2 separate regions of the Mus musculus genome follow, and region 2 is linked to region 1. The links are chromatin loops, found by intact Hi-C in ENCODE. Cell type or tissue: heart. All regions are shown on one strand. Each heading gives the region's core, and the rest is flanking DNA. Links, peaks and the distances in the headings are about the cores only.

Region 1 (8,517 bases), core at 408-8,407:
CATACACGTGCCAATCTACATAAGCAGCTGCATTCCCATACACGCATGCACACACACACGTGCCCCTTACTCAAACAAATGTATATGCACGCACACATACACACAGAGAGAAGTGCCCCTAACACACACACACACACACACACATACAATTTTTTAAAAAAGAAGTCTAATGTTGAGATTGTGGCCACACAGAGACTAGTTTATGTGTCTTCCAAAATCTGAGGCATGTTCTGGGGACAGATAGGTCCCACTGAGCTCTAGAGTGGAGGGCTCCCTCAGCAGTACTGGTCTCTTCAGCACAGGTTTGTAGGCAGCCCCTTGCCGGTGTTCATCAGTACCCCCAAGGTTTGGTTAGCAAGCACTCTGACACCCCCAGCAGACCCCTCCTCCCTTCTCCTGCACCGCTCTGATCTGATGGGGATTGGACTGGAGTCCTCAGGCACTCTGCATTTAATGGGAGCCACTGTTCACATCCGAGCTGCCCTCCCCCACCCCCTGTCCCCATCCCCCATCACCTGAAACTTCTCACTTTGGCCTCACCACACTGGGATCGCACAGCTTTCCTTGAAACAATCTGACACCAAACATATTTTCTTTTTGCCAAGAAGGAAGGAGAGCCCTTGACCAAATGGCTCAGTGGTGGGTGACCCTACACGAGAACCCGCCAATATTAGGCATGCCTGCCCTCCCCCGATCCAAAAGCAGCGTCCCTTGGGGAAAAGCGAGCCTGGGAGAGGGGTCCGATAGATTCCAGATGTGCCTTCTACACTAGCGACTCACTTTCTCCATATGTTGGTTTAAAGAGTAAACAAACTATAAAAAGAAGGAAAAGGAGGGAAAATATCTCTGCTATCTAGTGTGCCCCCTCCTTCTCCCTCCCCTTCCCTCTCTCCCCCTCTCCTCTTTTTTATTTTCCTCCTTGCCTCTTTCTCAAAAATCTCAGAGAAAAAGACATCTCTCTTCGTTAGAGGAAGGACTCCTTCCAGAGACGTCAATGACCTCATTCTCTGAATCGAATTAAAGCATCCAGTTTTTGACAGTGAGCAACGTTTCTTGGAAAGCTGGAGGGTTTTTTTTTGGTTTTTTTTTTTTTTTTTGGGGTTTTTTTTTTTTTTTCATTTAAAAGAACCAAGAAATGATATAACCAGAGGGCCAGTCCATGGCTCCCACTCCTGGAGAGTTCCTTTGCTCCTGAGTCCTCTCACTCAGCTTTTCTGTCTAGACCTCACTCTGCCTCCAGAGACTGTTCAGGGCAGAAGGAAGGCTTCACTCACACAGCCCCCCACACTGGGCATGCTGAGCTAGGGTCATCAGTGGAGCACCCTGTGAGACGAAGGTTGCAGATGAAAGCCGGGGAAGGCTCCCCGTTTCTCCTCCTTTCCTTCCTTCAGGCATGGACACGAGTGCCTCTGCCTGGTGGGGCTTTCCATGTCCTGCTGTCTGCCGAACATGTCCTTCTCATTAGCAAACAAGACGATATACAAATCTGGATGTGGTCCAAGAAACCCCAGATATGGAGGTTATATCCCAAGAACACTGGGTGCCCTGTGAACATCTTGCACGTCAGACTTGTCTGTAGAAAGGCATCGAATCGTGGATGCAAGATCTAATTTTGTTTTATATTTGTCTTCCCCTTTGCCTGCTGGTCAGGCTTCTCAAATTCTCCCTGTTCCCGGCAATGACAGGGGACCAACTTACTGCCAAGCTTTCCAGAAAAAGAATGTGGATTTGTGGAAATCACTTCCATCAGGAAGTTAATGATATGTGCAAGCATGAGGTGTCTTGCTGGGGAAGTCCATCCTGGTCACTTCATGTCACATCTAGCCCCACGATAGTGTGTGACTTCTGAATGCACACAGGGGGAAGCTGAGGTTCTTAGTGGCAGAGCCTGGGTAGGCTGGGTGTGAAGGATCTGCCCAGTCCATCCTTCAGGGATGAGGTTTTTATGAGTTGGCCTCTTGTCATAGGTCCCTTAACTAGGAGGTGCTAAGAGCCTCTTGGTTTCTTTACAGCCTAATTGCTTGTAGCTACTGGCATCCCAATACCAGCCTGGGAGCTCGGGTGGAATGTTTAGATAACTCTAAAAGATGGGGGGGAATAGAAGGATTAAGACCCGAGGGTCACAGTCAGCCTGCTGATCACCTCTTCCAAGCACTTGTGCGGAAGAAACAGATCCAAAATTGATCAACATGGAATCGTGAGGGTAGACGTGACGACAGGATTCAAGGAACCCCAACACCACTTCCCAGCTCACACAAACAGCTTGCTCAAGAGTGGCCTTCAGACTTTGATGGAAAAGGAGGGATTCAGCTACCACAAGGGGACCCCGGCGTTTTCAAAATTATGCCACACTCAAAATGTTTATTACTCTTGTAATAGAGATATATACCCACAAACTGTAGGCACTGAGGAAGAAATCTGTGTAACAAAGGATCATGCTTTCTAGAAAAGGGACCAGTCCCTGACTCATGGGAAGCAGGGTATCAGGTCAGTCAGTACGTAAAGCTTTGCAGGAAATGGGAGTTCCTTCATCCAAATATGGTAGAGAACCAGGAGGGTCTCGGTATGGTGTGTGTGTGTGTGTATGTGCATGTGCATGTGCATGCATGTGTGTGTGTGTGTGTTTGTATGTGTGTAGCTGTGTGTGTGTGTGTGTGTGTGTGTGTAAAGAGCAAATGGCTTCGGGGAAATGCTAAGTGGTTATGACGTCAATCTCCCCAAATGCCAGTGGGGGCTTCCTAAGGGCAAGCTCTGATGTATGTGGGCAGACTGACACTGACCAGATGAGAGCATCTGCCAGTCTGCTGATGGAAAGATCTGATGTGAAGGTATATGGCCACACAATACTCCCCCAAGCACTGAGCTCTGCACCCCCTTAAGAAGCTTACAGATCTAGATTCCTCCACAGCTACCCAAACAGAGCGCCTGCGCACAGGCACACACACCACCACCACCACCACCACCACCACCACCACCACCACCACCACCACCACCACCACCACCACCTCAACCAAACAGCCCTGACCACAGCCACAACTTGCCAGGCCTTTACCTGAGGTATGCAACCCCTTGCTCCACTTTCTAGGAATTATATTCTCTTGGCCCTCCCTGTCTGCTTGGTTTTCGTCTATAAAGGATGGAACTTTGAATAGATACATTTTTGTAGGTGGTGATATGCAATACCAGAGACTTCTGGCTGCAGACCTTAGAATGAGTGACTCTGGAGGCTTTGGAGGAGGGGGTGTCAAGAAGAAGAGGTGTTTGTTTAAAGCAAAGGATTCCCTTTAAACAGCTGACGAGAAACCCCCTTTTACATCAAATCTAAGGAACATGGTGTCAGGATTGTTAAAGGCTGGAGAGACAGGGACGCAGAGACCATGTACAGGCACATGGTTAATGGTCACCCTTCCCTTTCTTCTATTTCAGTTAAGAACATATGACACACCAATCTTCTCTCTCATTATCACTTTGCTGGCACCTTGTCTTCTAGCTCCAGGCCTGACACTCCTAATTGCCTAGTTTGAGAAGTGCTAAGAAAACTGGAATTTTGTCACTAATAAAACTTAAAAGAATCATTTGCTTTCTCCCAGAGGGAAAACCCACAGCCGTTCCCAGTGCCCAGGTTTTCTTCTCCTAAGATTGTCTAACTTCTTAATTAGCCAAGTAAAGCAAGAATCTTTCCCTTGGACAGCCTGCTCACTCTGCTCCGAGTTTACAAACACATTTAGAAAGCCCTGGTTGTTATTTAAAGGAACCCTATACCTCTCCACCAGCTCCAACAGGCGGTTATGTCCTGTTCTCCGGGATATGAACAGGAGGGGGTGGCCGAAGCGAGGCACTCGCGAGCCCAAGTCACTCTGGTGCCCCGACTTGGTTGAAATTTTATCCAAAAAGGGGGTTCGGGTGAACCCCCAGGCGCTCAACCCGCGACTCTGGTCTGTGCAACCCCGGGATCCGGTCCCGCCGCTCACCTCGTTCTGCAAGGCGCATCTGGGCTGGTTGCATGCTGCCGTGTCTCAGCTAAGACTCCCGTCTAGGGGCTCCTCCGGAGGTCGCTCGTGGCCTCAGGTTTCTCTCCCGCTAGGCTTGTCCAGCCACCTTGCTCAGCACCCGGACCTTGTCGCCTGCCCCTGAACTTGTTCTCCCAGACTCTGCCCCAGAGAATCCGAAGGCAAACTTTTGCCACTGCCCTCCGGGGCGGGGCCCAAACTCACCCCGCCTCCTGCCGCCCCTAACCCAAGCTTCAGAGCTTCGCGGGCTGGTCCCCAGATACGCCCTGGTTCCCAGCCACGTCCCCGCCTCGGGCTACGTCCCCGCCCAGTCTCTGGATTACTTCTCTGCATCCGCGCTGTCTGGACTCTGGGACTCGGGCTGGGGCTCTTCAACCCTCTGTATCCCTCTGCCCCTATTCCTCTGCCGATCATCTACCCCCACCCCCAAACCTATACTCTGACTCCAAGGTTCTGCGTCTATCCTGCTAATTTTAAGTGCTCCAGAACCCAGCAGCTGCAGATACCTAACCGGGTGCAGAACTGGGCTTGGGTAGATATCTACCTAAGTGTCCAGAAGGATTTGAGCGGATTCTTATTAATACTGTTACTCACCTTGAGGTGACCAGTGTTAACTATACTATCTTTAACCTGAAATCAACCGACTACCAGCTTGAGCTGGTAAGCTAAGCCCCCTGCCCCTTTGGACTCCTGCCCCTGCCCCCATCCCTTTCGGAGCTGAAGGCAGGGACCCCAGCCTCTTGTGCATTTCAGGTCCTGACTCCTGTGTCTTGTCTACCTTAGTTAACTGTACCCAGTCTACTCCTGCGCTCTGGGCAAGCCTCACCGGCCATGTGGGGAGAAATGAGAATCTTTGGGGGGAACCGCAGGCACAATTGTCAGTTACAAAGGAAATGCAAAAGATCTCCAGACCAGCTTGGGGAAGGAGAGGGGAGAGGAAGCAGACCGCAGCTAAATTCCCGAGCAGGCAGGGTTCCAGGTCCCTGCTACCTTTTCTCTGGGGCTTTCTTGCCTACAGAAGATGAATTTACCGCTTTCTTGGGATTCATCTGGCATGTAAAGGCAGCTCTTGGCCGGTCTTGGCCTTCTCTGTTGTCTGGTGAGACGCACAAGCCCTCCGGGTCACAGGAGCCAGGCTGCAGAGCTCCAGCTGCCTTGGCTGCTCAGTAGCAGCGCGATTCTCCTGAGCTCTGGTCCTACTGCCTAGCCTCCCAAATTTGCCTAGTGTCTTGGACACAGCTGGGGAAAGCTAGTTCTCTCCCCAAGTGCAGTGAGAATGGGCGTGTCTCTGTATACTTGACTCCTACAGCATCCAGTTAAAGAAAGCAGAGGTGGCCACAGTTGAAGATGCTTCTGTAGCTGTTTCTGCAGCCACTTCCTGAGGCCAGGGTAACAACAGTTTCTTGGTCGCTATGTCTAACCCCACAAAAAGGCCTGGTGCTCTAGCTGTTTCTCACTGTGTCACCATCACTGCCCCGGCTGCTGGAGGTGTGTTTTATACAGCATCTGTCTCTCCATTCCCCGGGTAAATGGTCCTCTGGATAGAAGAGGGTGACCCTGAGTCTCTCTATGACAGCTCCTCCAGCCTCAGACACCAGACTCCCACAGCCTGAGAGGTACCAGGGCTCTTACTGCTAATGACAGTCTTTCCTAAGAGTGATTCCACCCACAGCATCCCTGTGGTATCCCTGAAACCTGTCTTTCAATGAGGTTTCTTTTCCCTCCAAGTTTCCTAACCAGAAGCAGCCATCTTCCCAGTCCAGGCCTCCTTCTCCCTGTCTTGTTCCTTGTTGTGATGTCTGTTCTGATGGAGGCTCTAGCTCTCACTGCTGTGATGGAGGCCCCTCCCCTGTCTGCTGTGATGGAGACCTTTCTTCTGTGGACCATGCTAGTGACCTTACCCCTCCTGCTGTTCTGTATCTGGGCTTTAAAGCTCAGATACTCAGCTCTCAGTGGGTCTCTAGGTCCATAGAGCCCGCTACAGGCAGATTTCTCCAAATGCATCTTCCCTTGGGTGTTGCTGGCTGATGAGAGAAAAACCAACTCATAACCTCAGCAGGAACAGCAGAACGAGGGGATCCATGTTCTGCAACCATCCCCAGAAAGGACAGAATCAGACAGGTGTGTCAGAAAGTAAAAGTGTGTGAGCTAGCGAGCTGACCAATCACACAGTTCCGGCTAGAAACTAAGAAGCGGTTGGTTTTCCGTGGAGAGGTCAGCAGGTGCCTGATTATGCTTCCTCCCCTGGCCTGAGCCTTGGGGGACTTACATACTTCCTGAACACCATTCTCAGCATGCTTGTGAGAATGTTTGGGTGAGATAAACATCTGTCTGCTGCAGTATATGGCTGGCCAGCGTGCGGAGGCTTTGTCCGATCCCTGTGGGCATGAATAGACAGTTCAGAAGACCGAGGGCCAATCCCGGTAGTTAGAGAGTCCTCCCTGCTGGTTGTCTTTGGCTTACCCACAGCAGTGCATATGGCTTTAGACTTGACTGGGGCATTAACTCCGTAGGGTTTGGTTTATTGCCCCCCCCCACGTGTGAGTCATTCCCTCCCGGAGAGTGTGTTTGTGCTACATGCATGTTCATACATGTTTATGTCCTATTGGGTTGTATTTCTGAAGCACTCTGACATTTGGTATCATGGTTCCAGAGAAAAGGCTGAACTTATTGTAGATAGGCAGCATGGGAGAAAGGAACTCGCTTGAGACAATACTGGGGGCTTGGGTCTTGTGGTCACTCTGCAACTTGACAGACAACCTCAAGCCACTTCCTCTCTGCCGGTACGCACCACTCAGATCTGGGGAGAGATGGCCTTGTATTCGAAGCTGGCCCTGGGCTTGTGGAATGGAGCATGGCCCTGTGTGCCACACGACCCTATTGGGGAGCACGGTGATCCTTTGACTCACTGCCACAGCCTTCACAGGGGAGTTCATTCCGTGACAGCCATCGGCCAACGCCAAGTGACTAAAGTGCCTTGTCCTCATCACCACACTCCTACTCTGTCCTGTAGTCATCCTTGAGGTCAGCCAGGAGTTCCAGGAACTGTTCTTCTCACAGTTTGTGTTTTAGAAAGACGTTGACAGTATTCAGAGACACTCATAGACACGTGTCTGTGTGGTGTGTGCTATGAGAACTCGTGAGATGTGGATTGTGTGCAGCGTTATCTGTAATGAGAAGAGTGTGTGTGTGTGTGTGTGTGTGTGTGTGTGTGTGTGTGCGTGCGCGCGTGCGCAGGTGCTCCCTCTTGTGATATGAGTGTGGTGATTAGTGTGGTATGTGATGTGTGCATCTCAGGAGTGGGTGTGTGTGCATGTGTGAGTGTGCATTTGCACAGTGTGCTTGTATGGTGTTGTATGTGTATGTTTGTGATGTGTGCGGTGTGTAACGTACACGTTTGCATGGTGTTATCTGTAGTGACGTGTGAGTATGTGTATGTAGTGTGATGTATGTGTATGCATGTGTTTATGTGTGATATGGGTATAGTGTGTGGTAAGGTGTGTGATGTGTGTTTATGTGTGTGGTGTTTGTGATACGTGTGAGAGTATGAGGCTATTGTTGGTGTGGACAGCAGCCTTCTCATTCTATTCCGTCTCTCATAATTGAGTTGTTTTAAATGCACCCATGTTAGCTTCATAGTAGAGAAACCCAAACTTGAGGTCTTTATCCTACAGTGACAGCTCGCAGCTGTGTGCCGGCGGCATGTGGGCAGAGCTGTTTGGACTTGGCCTTTGCATTGTAGAATATGATGGAACTTTCCCGTGTCTTTTACTGTGCCGTGTTCTCCCCTCCAGCACCCAGTCAGCCTGCAGCTGTGCCTCCATGGCCTTATGCTGATCTAAAGGACAAGGCAGAGCTGGGCATGTGGCCCAGTGGGTCGAGTGCTTGCCTAGTGTGCACGAGGCCCTAGGTTCCATTTCCAGCACAGTATAAACTGAATATGGCCATGCACAGTGGCAATCCCAGCACTCAAGAGACAGAGAAAAGAGAAAGGGAAGCCATGGTCAGAGCATTGGCCTGCGACGGGGACCTGAGCTGTCTTTGTCACTGTGTGTGATGCCATGCAAGGACCTCTTTAGTTACAGTCCCAGAAGTAGGACAGTTGACTCATAGGCTGGATCTATTTTTAGTTCTTTTTTTTTTCTTTCTTTCGTAGCATCTGTACTTCTTTATATTCCTACCAAAAATGTCTAAGAATTCCTTTTTCCTCCCGGTCTTAGTCACTGTTTTGTTGCTGCAGAGAAACCTCATGACCAACCCTTATGAAGGCAAGCCTTTAACTGAGGGCTGGCCTACAGTTCCAGAGGTTTAGTTCATTGTCACCATGGCAGGGAGCATGGCAGCAGGCATGTCCTTGGAGAAGTCCCTGGAAGCTGCATCCTGATCTGCAGGCAGAGAGGAAGACACCGGGCTTGGCATGGGCTTTTGAAACCTCAAAGCCTATCTCCCATGATGCCCTGCTTCCAACAAGGCCACCCCTCCCCCAAGTCCTTCTAATCCTTTCAAG
Region 2 (8,517 bases), core at 159-8,158, 94 kb after region 1:
TTGTTAAATTCATGAAGGAAGGGCTCATGTAGTGTAGAAGAAGTGGAATTATATTTGAGAACTATGGTAATTAAAACCATGATAATGACTTAAAAAGAGATGGACAAACAAGATGGATGGACCAAGAACTCCAGAAAGAGACCCCGGAATGCAGATCAGAATGTGACCTGCAAGAATGGACCACTGCATGTTTTTAAGGGTAATTATGAAAACTGCAAATCAATTGAAAATATTAAAGACCTTACCCTTACAAAATAATTACAAATAGATGAGAAGTTTCTTTTAAAGTGATAGTTGTGAAAGCTGCCGCGAGTGAGTCTGTGAATACATCTCAGAGGGGATGAGCCTCCAAACAGGGCTCCCTAGACAGAGATCTGAGGGTCGGGTAAGGTGGCGCTGACTGCCCTCTTTCCCGCCAAAACAAGTGAGCAAAGCCAGCGTGCAGATTGTCCTCAATCGCAGTTGAGGGGCAGACAACGAAGAGCCAGGTTCTCCCCCTTTCTTAGAAGCATCTGTCTTTCTAGTCTGAGGAAATCCCAACAGTTAGACAGTGATGGACCTGAGCCACCTATATGAACACATGACTCACCTACCAAAATGTAAGCAAATACACTGGGTTACCACAGCCTGCTGCTTAATACAACAAAGGCTCCAGTAATGCTAAACACACCTATCTAGGAGAGAGGGATGAGGGAGGAGACGTGGGAAGTTAAAAAAAAGAAGAGACCGATTGCAAACTTCTTGGTGCACCTGTGCTAATATTCCTCCCCAAAGCCATAGAGGTGATGCTGCAGGGGACACTGGATGACAGCGGAGTGGAGGGTGTTCCTGTGCTTTTCAGAGATATAGACATGAAGATTAGATGGATGTTAGATAGATGATAGGTAGATAGATAGATGATCGATTGACCAATAGACAGAGCATAGATATATAGATAGATGATAGCAAGAGCATAAAACAAAGAAAACATTGAATAGCATGCATAGCACATGTTAAAATATTTTAAATAGTTACTTCTTCAGCATGGTGGGACACATCTTCAGTCCCAGCACTGAAAATGCAGAAGCAGGCAAATCCCTAAGTGTGAGGCCAACTGGTGTGTAGAACAAGTTCCAGGAGAGCCAGGAGTACACAAAGAAAACTTGTCTCAAAAACATAAATAATAAATAAATAAATAGTTACTTGTGAATGGAGAATTGCGGCTATCTTACAGCATTTGCTATCTAATATTTACAATAAAAATATCTTTTCTTTAAAAAAAAAGTATTCTGGGTGTGAGAAGAGAACACAATCCCTATTTCAAAGGGACAAAAATTAAAGCAAATAGACCAGGCCCGGGTAAAGAGTGTCCAGGACCCTTGTGCTTCTGGCACTCCTGGAGATTCTGGTATCCCTGGAATGCCTATTACCCATGGTGTGCTTTTGCCCAGCACCCCAGACACATCTAGTAGATCTTGTACCCTTTTGTAGCTTTGGCATGCCTAGCACACCTAATGTGTCCCAGTTAGCTTTAACTCTCAATTTGACACAGCCTGCAATAGCCTGGGAACAGAGCATCAGATGTAAGCACATTTGTTGGGAATTGTTTTGATTGTTAATCAGTACAGAAGGACCCAGTCCATGGTGGGCGGCACCATTCCCTACGGCAGGGGTCAAGAGCTAAATGAGTCAGAGAACAGACAGAATCAAGCCATCTCACAAGCAGGCTGCCTGGACACACTCATTCATTTCTCTCCATGTTTCACTGTGGGTATGACACATCTGTTTCCTTGAGTTCCTGCTCTGACTTCTCTTAGCAATGGGCTGTGATGCCAAAGAAGTTCTTTCATCTTTTAAGTTGCTTTTGGGAAGAGGGTTTTATCACAACAACAGCAGGAGACTAGAACTGTCCACCAGGCACTGTCCACCAGGCACAGCTGGGCAACCTGGAACGTGAGAGTTGTCCCAGGGAATTGCCTGCTCAGAATGTAAGAAGGCATTTTGTCTACCCCAGGACCACATGGACTCAGGAGACAGGGTCAGAAGACCATAGTCATCTGCACCATTAGCTTCTAAACCTTAATCTTAAGACCCACTTCACATGTCCCAGCCACCTCTCCCCAACAAGGGCAACCTTGACCTGGATGTGGTTCCATTCGCCCTTGCTTCTTCCTACACAGAGGTTGTATATAAAAATGGCTCCCAGCCAGTGGCCACGGCTCCCCACCCAGACACTGCCACAGAGGGAGATTCTAGACCATGCTCTGTGAAGATGAATCTTCGTATCTGCCCTAACCTGACCCAAGCACTGACCCTCAGGAGCCTCCAGGGAGGTCAGTCGTCAGTAAGTGCATAGAAGTTAGTCAAGGAGATAAGGGCTGGGAAGGCAGAGCAGACAGGAGGTCAGTCAAGCCCTTTGTCAGCCTCTGGGAAGGCCCCACCCAGGCCCACTGCCACACAAGCCTTGGGCAGAACTGGTTTCCACACTGCTCTTCCTCCCCAGCCCCCACCTTAGTCTCTTTAGCTGTTGCTATGACAAAACACTGTCAGATACAACTTAAGGGGAAGGGTTTGTCCTGGCTCACAGTTCCAAGATACAGTCCACCAGTGGGGACATTTAAGATGCACGCATGCTGCTGCTCAGCTGCCTTTCTCCATTTACACAGTCCAGGATGCCCCTGACTAGGGAATGACGCCACCCTCAGTGGCTGGATGTCCCTACCTCAGTCAGTGATGGAGATAATCCCATGAGCCATGCCCAGGTGATTCTAGATGCTGTCAGGTTAACACTAACCATCATGCCTCGATGTTGGTGGTTAACTTCCTGTAGTGTGTCTAGGGAACAGCATGCACAGAAAAACTGGGATATAAAAAACAGAGGAAGGAGAGAGAGAGAGAGAGAGAGAGAGAGAGAGAGAGGGAGGGAGGGAGAGGGAGGGAGGGAGAGAGAGAGAGAGAGAGAGAGAGAGAGAGAGAGAGAGAGGAGAGAGAGAGACCCTGCTGGCATTTCCCTGCCTTGGTGCTGTAGGTGATGTGTCAGGTTTAGCTGTTGCCCTCCTGAGGTGGAGGCCTGAGCCTCTTTCTCTTCCAGCTGGGACACCTGCCCCGTGAGGATTGGCTGTGTGGAGTGCACAGCCCCCTTCTTCCCTGAGCGAACTGAGGACTTCAGAAAGGTCGCATTTGAGTGATCATAATTCCAGTTACCCACGTTCCTCAGAGCAGGTAGCAACTGCCCCGTGTTCTTTGGAGATGACGCAGCAATGCTGGAGAACAAGGCCACCTCATTTCTCCGCTTCTCTCTTCTGTCTCCTCGTGGCTCACCCAAACATTCTCAGTTCCTCCTAAGTTTCCTCCCTCACGATTTCTCTAAGCTGCAGCAAATCTTCCTGTCTTTCTGTTTGAATGTGTGCACACACAAGCCTCTTGAATGTGAGTGAGGACCACTCGTGTCTGAGAGGGAGTCCTGATTAGAAACCGCGTTCCCAGTCACCATGGGAAAGAGCACTCTAGCTAAGACAGTCTTTCCCACAAAGCCCTTGACCAGGCAGCTCTTTCTGTTTTAATTGCTAGCCAAAAACTCTCAAAGACAAATGTGGTTCTCCTGAGAGGAATAAAAAAAAAAATGAGGTTTCATCTTATATGCCATCATACTGGGAATCAAGGCGACACATTATCTAAGAATCAGAGAGACTGGGGGTGGGGGATAGCTCTGGGCCAGACCACTGAGAAATGAAAGGATTTAGACACCCCCTTCTCTGGGGTGACAGGCCAGGATTGCTAAAGTTCTGAGGAGTGTGCTGGGGTGGGGGTGGTGTGTTTCAGTATGACTGAGAAAAAGTCTCATCCATTAGAAAAAAAAAATGTCAGAATATGGCTATGAGCAAAGGCTTTTAACTGGCTTATTAACAACAGATATCCCCAAGCGCAGATAAGCCCAGTTGGAAGGCAGAAAGCAGAGCTGAGATATCTTCTGACAATTAAGGTACAGCCAGCGTCATAAGGAGGTTGGGGGAAGAGTGTGACTTTCAAGGAGGCACGGAGCAGACAATGGAAGTCTAAAAGCAACCCTGCTTAGCACACAAGAGGATCACAGGGACTACAGCAGGGCCACTCCCCCAGCCTGTCCCCTCTGCAGCACGCTGCCATAGCCACTAATGTCCTGAAAAGAAGGGTAAAGTGCATTTCCCAACTCCAGCCCTGACCGGGCCTCTAATTTTACTTCCATGAGTGTGCCCTGATGGATTTTTGAGAAGGGAGAGGTGGGTCATAAATAAAACAGGGCCCACAGCAGAGCTCTAATCAGTTGCAGCTGCTGCCTGAGGAGGCCTGACAGGCAGCTTGCCTTGGGACCTGGTGCATTCTGTGGCCAGCATGGGGGCGGGAAGACAGTGGATGCCTGGGGGAAAGGCCTGAGACATGAGTCTGCAGAATTCATTGCTCCTAATTAAAACCGCATTTACAGAGAACAAACCGTAGGGGCGGGGAGCATGCAGTGGGATTTCCTTGTAGCTTGGAAAATGAATCAACTTGGAAAGGGGTAGGGGCTGCCTATCTGCAAACTCCCTGCTGCAAACAGGACACTGCCCATTTCCATCCAAATATAAAAACCTGACCCATATTGTAGGGGAATGTGCTCATGGGGACCCCAGAGAGTGTCATCAGAATGGGGGACTGTTTAAATAGGATGACTGAGTCATTTGGTGGACCTAGAAGCTCTGTCCTCAGAGCTAGTGAGGAGACAATGCTCTGTGTGTGTGGGGGAACCAGGGGGCTTCAGGTAGGAAAAGCCCTACGTGACCATCGCCTAGTGTTTTCATGGAGTTTGTTATCTTGTTAACTAAAGAAAATTATAGGTCCTATTGCTGTGTATGTCTTTCAGTCAAAAATAATTCCGGAGATGAAAAGATGTTTTAAAAAAAATTAAGGTACAGTAGGGTGCCTTACAGGAATTGGTTTAAAATGGTCCTGTCATTTGGAGAGAACTGGTTGGCACATAAGCCAGCCTTGTAGAGAGGTGTAAGACCAGAAGTGAGGCAGAGTCTTTGGGATGTTCTTTCTCAGTCAGTCAGTCATTCATTCAGTGTGTGTGTGTGTGTGTGTGTGTGTGTGTGTGTGTGTGTGTGTAGGGAGGGGGTGCTGTTGCCCCTGTGACCTCAAGGCAAGGCTGCTCCAAAAGAGGCATAGAGAGCTGGCCCTGGCTGTTCTCCTGGGTGGCAGGAGCCCAAGCAGGACACTGCTGTAATGGTGGCGAGGGAATCAGACACACCCTGTGCAGGCTGAGTGTGTTCCCTGTACCTGGCACAGCTCAGTGGCATCAAAGGCCAGATGAGCTGCACTCTATGAGAAGGGCCAGCTGGAGGCCCTCTGAAGCCAGCTGTCCCTGCTTTAGCTTCTGAGCTCAGCGGGTGGGAGAAGGTTCCCAGGACGGCCTGCCCAACTCAAGATTGACCAGCCAGCCACCCACACAAGTCCTGGGGGAGAGGGCACCACATCTCACCTCTGACTCAGATAGACTGAGGACAAACAAAACACAAACTGAGCCTTCAGAGTGAGACATGGGGACTTAAATAACTTTAATACTCCCACCAAGGGTTCATAAGGTTCCTAAGAGCAGGCTGAGGCTCTGGCCTGATGGCTCTAAGTCAAGGGACAGTCTGAAAATACAAACACCATCTCTAGTGGGATGCAGATGGATCTCAAGCTAGATGAGCAGAAGAGAGTCCTGGGAGCCAGAGGATTATTCAAAATAACTCAGCATTGCTGCAGCTGCTCTATCTTGCATTGATTTATTAGGCTGATGTGTGTGTGTGTGTGTGTGTGTGTGTGTGTGTGTGTGTTTTCCCCTTGCCCTTTTCCTATTCCTTCATTCAGGAGACAACCCGAACGTGCTTTTGTGAGCATTCCAAAAGAGTGGATGTAAACCTTTGATACTGCATCAAGTCTCTGCTCTGAAATATTGCAATAAACATTGGAACAAGGTAATAGACAGACCTTGCTCAGACTTCTCTCAGTGTGTATGTGTGTGTGTGTACATGTATGTGTGTGCGTGCATTTGTGAGTATATGTGTATGTGTTATATGTATGTATTTGCATGTATATGTGTGTACATATGTGTGTGCACGTATGTGTGTATGCGTGTGTGTGTGCACGCGTGTGTGTGTGTGTGTGTGTGTGTGTGTGTGTGCACGCGCGCGTGCATATGTGTGGAGGTTAGAGAACATCCTCAGGTGTCACTTTTCAGATGCCATACCCTTTGGTGGGGTGGAAAGCCTGGTCTCTCAGTGGCCTGGGATTCACCAAGCAGACAAAGGCTGGCTGACCAGCCAACTGCAGAGACCTGTCAATTATGTCCTCAGTCCTGGCATTACAAGGGCAGGCTACCATACCCAACTTTTATTGATTTGTTCTAAGTAAGTTCTGGGGACCAACCTTGGGTCCTTGTGTCCTTTTACTGACCAAGCTGTCTCTCCGACCCAGCATTATTTGTTCTTTGGATTTTTTTTTTTCCTGAGAGGTTGTAGAGAGGATAGTGTGACCCCATGTCCCACAGAACTGGCTGATGGCCCTTCCTACTGAACTTCCAGGGAGGCCAGGAGTGGAAAAGCCCCACTTCACGCCCGTGTTTTCAACAGCATACTCTAGCTAATTAAAAGACCACAGGATTAATCTTCACAACCCATAAAATCCATTCTTCATTTATTCTTCCAGTTCATAGAAGCAAGCAAAGAAGTCAGGGCAACTTATCCTGACTTAATTTGCCGCCTTTTGATCTGCCCCTGAACCACACGCTCACTCAGAGAACTGAGGAAGTCTGTTGTGCTTGAACTTGGTGTCCTTTGGAGCTTGGGGAAAAAAAAAACGTCTTACGCTGGCTGGATCATTAACAAAGACGAACAACTGTGATGGATGAAGGGGAACTTCATCTGGGCTCTGTTCCGAGCAGTTCATGCAAGTTCGTGGCTGTTGTTGACTTTAGTTATCTACAATGATGAGGACCACAAGCCAGGCTGGCTCCCACTTCAGCTTCATCCATTTAAAGCTTGTCTCTCTGAGGTGGAAAAAATGAAGCAAAACCCCTCCCTCCCAGGCCAGGAGCACTGAGTGCCCCTCCCTCCCAGGCCAGGAGCACTGAGTGCCCCTCCCTCCCAGGCCAGGAGCACTGAGTGACAGTTAGGCCTGGCTCTCCACAGCTGAGGTCACTCTTCATCCCTGCTCTGATGTCTGTCTGTCTTCCATCTCTGAAATGATCTGTCCACAACACGATGGAGTCACTTTATAAGTGACCTGTCAGTGGCCAGCATCTCCATAATGGCTCTCTGGGACGGGCATGCTGATGTGAGACTTGCATTCATTTTTTTTCCTATTTTTCCAAAAATCATAAATAACCCCTATCCAAACCCACAGCTGGTATTTATCGCTGGGACTGTGCGGGCAAGGACGGGACAGCAAAAACAACAGCTTCCCACTCTGGGGAAATAAGAGGCTTAAAGCAACGGACTGGCATCTGAAAGGCGAAAGATGAAGCCTGTTGAGTCCTGCCTAGGACCTATGCCTGAAACTCCAAGGCCTGGCGAGGACTGAAGTCACCAAGCCCTGTGCTGCAAAATTCAGTGCATGAACAGAAACTCAAAGATGCTATAGTGACAGATCAAAAGGAGGCTGCCAGAGAAAAGTTTTGTTGCTCAGATTCCAAGAGGAGGAAAGGTTTGGAGTAGCAAGCCGGCGGTCTGAGGAAAACCTACGCAGGAGGAGTCTTGACTGAGCTTTCTGCTGTAGGGAATGGTTAAGGCAGATCAAGCACTCTAGGGATTGCCTGGCAGCCATCCTAACATCAACAAACTCTGGGGTACAGGGACAGACTCTGTGTAGTCTGAGTGAGAAACATCCCCAGTATTTGAACTCTTGGTCCCCAGGTAATGGTTGAATATGGGGAGGTTTAGGAGGTGTGGTGTTGCTGGAAGTGTATCGCTAGAAATGGGCTTAGATAGTTTAAAACCTGGTGCTACTTCCTGTGTGACCTCTCAGATTCCTGCTCCTACTGTCATGTCATGTCTGCTGCAAGTGGGTGGGGGGGGGGATTGGGGGACTCATTGTTTTCCCACTATGCCGGACTCCTGTCTCTCTGGAACCATAAGCCAAAATAAACTATTCCCTTCTATAAGTTGCTCTGGTCATTGTATTTTTATCACAGCGACAGAAAAATAATGAACACAAGCTCCCCGCCCCATGCTGCCCAAAGCCTGTTCCCAGGGTATGAAGGCAGGTAGCTAGAGTCTGGTCAGTGAGGCGGGTGTGGATTCAGAATTGATCGGTTCGTATTCAAAAAGTATGCTCTTTTGGTTTGTATAATGCCTGCAGGCATTGGCCGGCCCTGGGAGAAGCCATCCCTCCAGAGTCAGTGAATCTGAAAGTTAAAGATAGCCAAAGCATCATTAGTGCAACCTGCCTCAAGTCCAGTGGGAAAGCCACTGTGTGGGACTGTTTATTGGAAGATAATGTGGTGCCTTCAGGCCTGGTCAGAACACAAAGACCTGTCTC

Evidence for each region. Hi-C counts contacts between places; a loop is a spot of excess contacts. Peaks named below come from ENCODE experiments on the same cell type or tissue, not always from the same donor. Only the 100,000 strongest peaks of a DNase experiment are listed, where the experiment ranks them.
Region 2: a loop joins it to region 1, with 2.6 times the contacts of the local background. A loop is called at or near these places in 9 of 42 quality-filtered maps.

What each region holds. Positions count from the first base shown.
Region 1 is chr13:51,404,400-51,412,916 of GRCm38, reverse strand. S1pr3 (sphingosine-1-phosphate receptor 3) reads right to left here and starts at 4,299. Exons shown (of 2, transcript NM_010101.4): 1 at 3,972-4,299. All of the region lies in intron 1 of Gm32834 (a long non-coding RNA gene), which reads left to right. In heart, for the core only: a CTCF peak has its summit at 4,035; DNase peaks (open chromatin) are centred at 696, 4,166 and 5,186; H3K4me3 peaks cover 3,899 bases; H3K27ac peaks cover 3,766 bases; H3K27me3 peaks cover 594 bases.
Region 2 is chr13:51,310,483-51,318,999 of GRCm38, reverse strand. All of the region lies in intron 2 of Gm46414 (a long non-coding RNA gene), which reads right to left. Among named protein-coding and RNA genes, the nearest start is that of S1pr3, 94 kb to the left of the region's middle. In heart, for the core only: no CTCF peak of the experiment used is centred there; DNase peaks (open chromatin) are centred at 4,339, 5,319 and 6,979; H3K27ac peaks cover 5,758 bases.